Linked DNA regions of Mus musculus: region 2 is linked to region 1. The links are chromatin contacts, found by Hi-C or POLR2A ChIA-PET in ENCODE. All regions are on one chromosome and are shown on one strand. Each heading gives the region's core, a stretch centred on a gene start or an enhancer-like site at or near the end of the contact. The rest is flanking DNA. Distances are from core to core; before and after follow the strand shown. Region 1 holds the start of Zfp212 (Zinc finger protein 212). Region 2 holds the start of Zfp956 (zinc finger protein 956).

Region 1 (3,665 bases), core at 485-2,984:
AGGTCTGGAAAGCCATCCACAGCAGAACATAGGCCGTCAGCTTGGACCCACAATTTGACTTTGAGTCATTTGTTTCACTGTTCCCAGACACTCCTCCACTCAGAACACCTCTCCAAGCTGAGGCTAGTCCTTGTCACGTAATTAAGCTGTCTTGGTCAATAAATGGTCTAGATGATCGCTGTCCCAGTTCTGATTCTGTGAAGTGATTAGAAGTCCTTCTTGCTGCCATTGAATTGCTTAAGAGGATCCATCTGGTTCTTACAAGATGAGGTCTGCTCCAGGGTACAGCTTCACACACAAGGATAATTGCCCTTATCTGAGACATGATCTATCCTTTACACTCTGCTCTTCCAGGGATTCAAGGTGACTGCTGGTTCAGGACAATGACTTACCTCTGCCTTCAGCTTGAAAGGGGATGAGATGGGACAAGTAGACACACTCAACTGATTGACACGGTTATGGAGTCAAGCAGGAATTTGATCCAAACAAAGGCAACAAACAAAGATAAAATGAAGGCACAGACACACCCAGACTGCTGTGGGGGGCTTAAATGAGTCAGCGCTTTTAAAAAAATTATTATTATTTTAATATAAATGTAGGTTTTTAAGTGCCTGTTAAAACAGATGCTGAGAATTTTTTTTTTCAGCAGGCCATCGGCTTGGGTTCTAGAGAAAGTTGTTAGTTGTAGTCAGTGTAGACAGGGATCATTTGCAGAAAAATGAAGAAGGGACCAGTCTAGTGAGAGTACTTGAATTCTTAGAGGAAGCTATTCACACTTAGTGGAAACTCATGTCATTCTCACTCAGCATGTCCAGGACAATGTAATGGAAATGAGGCATTTGAGTACTGCAAGTACTGGGTTTGGGGGTGTTGTTTGGATCAATGTCTCTTTAGATATTTCTGGCTAGTCAAAAACTCACTATATAGCTGAGGCTGGCCTCAAACACCTGAGCGCTGGGGTGGTAATGATGTGGCCAGATGTTTCCAAGCCAGAATGCAGAACACATTGCCTCTAATACCCTGGCACCCTGGCATGAGGACTAGGTTATTTATTTAGTTTTTTTGAGACAGGGTTTCTAGCCCTGGCACTCACTCTGTAGACCAGGCTGGCCTCGAACTCAGAAACCCATCCACCTCTGCCTCGCAAGTGCTGGGATTAAAGGCATGAGCCATCACTGCCCGGTGAGGACTAGGTTAATTATTTGTGATTAAGGCTATCTTGAATTCTGCAATGCAAGTGATTACCATAATTAACACTCTATAATGGATTGACCAGAAAAAGCCAAGTCATAGGTGAGCATGGAAGAAAATCACTTGCCTATGAGAATTCACCTTTTCTTTAGCTTCAGCTGTGTTCTTCCCTCACAGAAAAGGGTGTACACATTTGTACACATTTTTTAAAAATTATTTTTATTTTTGACAATTGCATGCAAGTCCAGAACGTATGGTGTTCACATCCACCCCCATTAGCCTCCTTTTCTACTAGTCCCCACGCTCTCCTCCCTACGCCTTTCTCTCTCTCTCTCTCCTTCCCGCGCCTTTTTAAACTTGCACATATTTGAATCTCTTAAAGCATTTCGCGGAGTGCAGGACTCAAATTCAGAAAATGCTCTTGATTTTGAGAATCCTTACGCTTACACCCCACACTCAATGACTGAATTTCCAGGCTGCTGTTCCCCTTCCAGGAGCACAGTGGCGCAACAGAAATACCGCGCGGTAGGAGGAGCCGCTGCCGCTCTTCTTGGGGGTGGGGAGCGCTCCCAGAATGCACCTTGTATCAACACGGCGGCGGCGGCGGCGGCGGCGGCTTCCAGGAGGGTGAGGACGTCTGGCGGAGCGGCGTACAGTTCGAGCAGTATCCCGCCAGTCGGTGTTGTGGGGCGACTGCGACCATGGCGGAGTCGACGCCTACTCGGGTAAGGTGCTCCGGCCGGCTCGGGAGGGCCTTGGGGGAGACAGCGCCCTGCCCGGGGCGGGGCTTGAGGCGCTCGGTCGCAGGCTTGGTTTCCTCCGCGGCCGTTGGCGCCGGCGGATGCTGACTTCCCTCCCGGTACCCTCGCCCTCCGCCCGCCCGCCCGCTCGCTTGCTCCCTGGGTCCTTCTGCGTCAGGCTCAGAGCCCGGATGCTCTGCGTCTTTCCGCAGAAACTTCTGCGAGGCTTTTTGAATTGTTTGTGACTGCGCCCACATATTTTCCTGCTTCGTGCCAACTAGGGACTCGTTTTCTGAGTTGGAGTGAAGGCGCGGGATAAAACCCTGGGTTTGGGTTGTTGCCTTTGAGCTCAGCTACGGAAGACCCCAGGACTTAGGGCTTCTCTCCGACCAGTGGGGCTCTGCTCCGGTTGCCATGTTCTGCCATAGCTATCTGTACTGAGTTTGCAGCCACAGGTTGAAGCCTTCTCTCCTTGGGGACTGGTGTATTTGCTGTTTTTGTTTGTTTGCTTGCTTGTTTTTTGTTTTGTTTTGTTTTTACAAAACTGTGGGTGCGCATTGTTATCCGCTTACCGCCTCTTCCAGCTGTCTCTCTTTTCAGAGAATGTGAAGACACTGAAAATTGGTTTGAGGAATATCTTCCGTAACTCAGCGTTCATCTATCTATATATTCAGTGCATGGTCTTCGGAAGGCAGTCTATGCTCACTTCTCTAGGCCTTTGTCTCCTTAACTTGAATTGAGAATGTTGAGTTCCTTGTAAGCATTTTTACGTTTTTTTTTTTCTGGCTCCAGTCTCCTCATACTGTGTCACAGTAGAGGTTAACATAGGAAAATAGGATAGATGGACCTGAACTGGCTTTTCACTGTTGAGACAGAGCCTCACAGGCTGTCCTTAAGCTGATGACAATCTTCCCGACTCAGCCTCCCCAGTGCTAAGTTTACAGGTGTAAGTCATTCTGCTGGGGTTTGTTTGGTAGTGGTTGTGCTTTGAGGCAAACTCTCATGTGCCCCAGCCTAGCCTATCTGAGAATGACTGTAAACTCCTACCTCTGACTCCCAACTTGCAGATATTACAGGCATAAGTATTTTTCTTGTCTTTTTGTTTTGTTTAGTTTTTGTTTTTTAATCTTTCAAAATAAGGTCTTACTTTGTGCCCTGGCTGCCTGGAACCAGTTAGGTAGACCAGGCTGGCTCTGAACTTGGAGCAATCCTACTTGTGCATCCAGGTGTAAATAAGAGACCAGGAGTTAAACAGACCCCCTGCAGGGTAAGCAGATAGGGAGAGAGGCCTTGGCTAGGCAGACAGATTTCCAAGATGGACATTATCTTCCTGATGCTCCTGACTTGAGGCAAGACTGGCAGCTTAAAGCAAAGGCTTTTTAGTCTTTTGTCTCCCACCAGCAGGTCCCCTGCTGATGGACTAGCTCTACAAGTTCATGGCCTATTGCACAACAACTATGAGCAATCAGCCATCTTCACCTGAACAGCTCTAAATTAGAGGATGAAGCTCCAGCCTCCCAGATCTGGTAGCTTCCTGAGTTCCCCCTCCCCTGCTTTGCAGAATATCTTTTTCTCTGTCTGCTGCATATGTGTTTCCTCACTCCCAGGAAACACTTTTCTTCAACTGTGGATTCTGTCAGTAGTGTTTGAGATTTTTTTTTTTTTTTTTTTGATGGTACCTGGGGGGCTTGAGTTTTTCCCGCCTTTTAATTCTTTAACTGGCAGAGAAAACAA
Region 2 (3,665 bases), core at 298-2,797, 33 kb after region 1:
CACTCCTTTCAGCAACAGAAGAGCCTGGTATTACACCAGCATCAGCACACAGGCAAGAGGCAGAGCTGGCCTGCCTGTCCCTACTGTGGCAAGGCCTCCCGCCGGCCCTCAGACCTCTTTTGTCACCAGTGTATCCATACTGGTGAGCGTTCCTATCAGTGCCCCCAGTGTGGCAAGGAGCCACCACCTGGCTGTCCACATGCAGACTCATTCCTGAGGCTAAACAATCCTGCATTTCCTCTTGCTTTCTGTCCTCCAGGGAAGTCCAGCCCTGCAAGGGCCCAGCTCTGAACAGGACAGGACCTGCACTGTCTCAGGGCCTTTCCCTTGTGCCTGCCAAGTGGTGGAAGTTCCTTCACTTTCCAGCTGAGTTGGTACTTTAGGGGCCCTTCAAAAGCACAAGCTCCAGACCAGGAATTTGAGGTGATAGTGTCATGCCTCAAAGTCATGAGAGCGGGTGCTTCATGTGCCTCTTTGTCACAGCACCTTGGGGACAGCCTTGTGGAGCTTCTGGAGCTGGGTGATGGATTCCAATTCTGATAGTTTGCTCTCTTGTTTGGCACTCAGACACCAGAGCACATGAAGGCTCCCAGGTGCCTTCATCCCTGGCTGTGCTATTGCTAAAGTCCTGCAGACTCTGTAGCCACTCAGAAGTCCTGCACAGACGAGGCAGAGGGTGACACTGCCGTCATTCCCAGGGTAGGGGTATGACTGGCAAGACTGTGGCATGCAGCCATGGTTCTGGACGTTACTTGCCTGCACACCCAACCGTTGTTTAGGCCCTGCAAGCAAGACAGCAGTTGTCAGTAAGCGCTCAGACTGAACGTGGACAGTATAGCTGCCCCAAACTTAATCCTCCGCTGCAAGCACTCATGTTGCTGTTCTGGGGGTTCCTAGGCCTCTCTTCTAATGCTTTAGATGTTCTCTGGAAAACAAGTATTCATATTTGAAGCACAAATCCAAGTGCTGGGGTGGGGGAAGAGGCGCTGTATAATCCTGGCTCGCCTTGGGCTTGCAGTGAATTTTTTTCCCCTACCTCTATCTACCTACTAGGATTTCCTTGCTTGTGCCATTATGCACAACTGGGCTTACTGCATTTAACCTGAAATTCAATAGGACAGGTTAAAGAGTATTTTGAGTTAAGAATGAACAAAGGCTGCATGGTTGCCTGAGCTCAAAGACGTTGGATCCCAGATTCTGATGACTTATTTTGTAAAACAAAGATATGGTTGGGTTGGTTACAAGGCCCTAAGAACCATGGAGGTGGAAATATTAACTTAATCGGTGCTCTATAAATACACTGGAAAATGTAGCTGCGTGTTTGTGGCCTAGTTTGTTCTGGGGAGTCTCAACATGTGACCCTAGTGGTTGGCGTGGCTCTACAGCTCAAAGGTGAACGGAGCTCAACACCTAGTGCTCACACCTGCGGGGCTGAGACGAAACGCTAGCGAACGCTATGCAGCTTGTGCTCCCAGCTAGCCAATAGAGTCTGGCTTCTCTACCGTCAGGGGCGGAACCTCCAGGGCTAGCCAATGGGGAGCCGCCTTGTGGAGGGTGTGGCCTGCGTTTCTGCCGCGGGAGCAGCGAGGACGTCTAGGTCTCAAACTGCCAACTGCGTCCAAGACGACCATCCTGATTCTGTATCGTGAGGCCAGGAAGGGCCGCCTGTAGGGGACACAGCGGCTACAACAAGACGAAGCAGAATCGCGCGCAGCCATGACTGAGGCGGCCGCTGCACCGGTAAGGGTGGCCCTTACCGATCATGTGGGGGATGTGAAGCGGTTCCTGAATTCGCCGGGAGGACATCTTACCACCTCCTAAAATTGGGTAGAGCTCAGCCAGGTAGTCAGGGAGGAGGACTAGGAGGTCTGTTGCCACATGATTAAGTCCTTGTCTCCTTTGCCACGGGTTTGATCATTTGTAATATACGGCCGTTGAGCTTCACCAGGAAATATCTGGGCCCGGTGCACCGGCTGCGGTCGTTTTTACTCCACGACTCCTTTTTTCCAGGACCTCTTTGCTCCATCTCGCAAGTATTAGCCATCTCCGATCAAATCCCGAGCTAAGGCCCCCTCCAGTTAGCCCTCTTGGTCCTGGGACCTAGAATCTAGCTCCTGCCTAGGAGGGAGGGTTCCACGGCCTTTCGGGCCTGAATTCGATTCTATTAAGAGTAGATACATACTTCCTCGCTTGTTGTTTTTTGATGAACACCGGGAAGACTTTCCTACTGCAACTAGTTAGGGAATCAGTGTTATAGAAAACGTTGGGTAGGCGTGTTTTAGGTTCAGGTGAGTGAACTACTGAGATGAGATTTACAGTCCCTGAAGGTAGGAGGCATCTCCTGCTAGCAATAGCTTTGCAGTGACTTCAAAGACATTTCTTGGTGTTAGATTTGTGGCAAAGGATCCCAGAGAGACGAAGATATTTGACCTTTATGTGTGAAGACTGCCTCCTCCCAACCACATTTTGTTGTATGGGTCAGTGGTCACAGACCTCAGGATGGAGTGAGGAAGAGAGAAGTTTCTAGTGACAAGTATCTTACTGTGTGGGACACTTTGCTGTGTCTTTTTTATGGAAGATATCTTGGGGGAAGTTTAATGTCACAAAATTGTATTCGTTACAGTCTTTGGTTTAGAACATATAACACATTCTGACCAATAGTCAGGAACCTTCATGTTTATTGGTAATACAATATATAATAAATGTCATACACCCTGAGTGCTTTTTCTGTTTGACCACCTTAGAGATAGAGGGAAGTTCCAGGATTTATCTGTAGTCCCCACAGCTCCGCATTTTATTTACAGTTATGCATGGTGACATTACCCCCCTTCTTTTGACTAAGATGCTGGCTTTCAGCTTTCTCTGCCACTGCCTACTGGCATCTAAGATCTAGCTTCCAGTAAAGTGACTGTTCAGGGCACTGTAGTGACTGTTCGGGGCTGTTTGTTGAGGTGTCTCAGTCACAGAGACCTAGTGTCCAACTTGAAACAAGCTGAGGTTACCTGAGAGGAATGAATCTCAATTGAGAAAATGCTTCCATAAGATCTAGCTGTATGGCAAGCTCGTAGGGCATTCTCTTAATTAGTATTTGGTGTGAGAGAACCCAGTTCATTGTGGGTGACCCACACCTTGGCTGGTGGTCCTGGGGTAAGAAAGCAAACTGAGAAAGCCATGAGGATCAAGCCAGTAAGCAGCACTCCTCCATGGCCTCTGTATCAGCAACTGCCTCCAGGTTCCTGGCCTGTTAGGTTCCTGCTCTGACTTCCTTTAGTGATACATAGTGATCTGTGTCGTGTAAGTGTGAATATAAACCCTTTCCTCCCCAAGTTGTTTTTGGTCATAGTGATTCATCAAAGCAATAGAAACTCTAAGGCACCTAGTAGCGGGTTAGGAATTCTTGCAGTGCTAGTTGAGTCTCTGGGCCCTTAAGAGACCACCAAAGAAGGAAAAGCTGGTCTCATTTTAGGGGAAGCTGCTCTAAGAGGTAGTGAAGGTGCAGGTGGTGGCCTTTAATCCCAGCACTCAGAGGCTGGTGGGTCTCTGAGATTGATGCCACCCCAGTCTACAGTACAGTTAGTGTTCCAAGACTATACAGAGACCCTGGTGGGGGGTGAGGAGTGAGAGTTGAGTTTGCCACTGGATAGGCAGGTCTATGGCCTTGCTGT

Evidence for each region. Hi-C counts contacts between places; a loop is a spot of excess contacts on that map. ChIA-PET counts read pairs that join two places held with the same protein, here RNA polymerase II (POLR2A).
Region 2: a loop to region 1 is called in a map of heart, with 4 times the contacts of the local background. The contact joins the promoter of Zfp956 here to the promoter of Zfp212 in region 1. A Hi-C loop is called at or near these places in 4 of 37 maps with a recorded cell type or tissue (heart, left cerebral cortex and v-Abl transformed pro-B cells). POLR2A ChIA-PET finds 5 or more read pairs at or near these places in 2 of 5 experiments (Patski and embryonic stem cell).

What each region holds. Positions count from the first base shown.
Region 1 is chr6:47,918,834-47,922,498 of GRCm38, forward strand. Zfp212 (Zinc finger protein 212) reads left to right here and starts at 1,735. Exons shown (of 5, transcript NM_145576.2): 1 at 1,735-1,916. The coding sequence starts at 1,893. It overlaps Gm52899 (a long non-coding RNA gene), which reads right to left. Exons shown (of 3, transcript XR_003956427.1): 3 at 3,609-3,665.
Region 2 is chr6:47,951,843-47,955,507 of GRCm38, forward strand. Zfp956 (zinc finger protein 956) reads left to right here and starts at 1,548. Exons shown (of 5, transcript NM_178898.4): 1 at 1,548-1,740. The coding sequence starts at 1,717. Zfp783 (zinc finger protein 783) reads left to right here. Exons shown (of 6, transcript NR_027963.1): 6 at 1-2,707.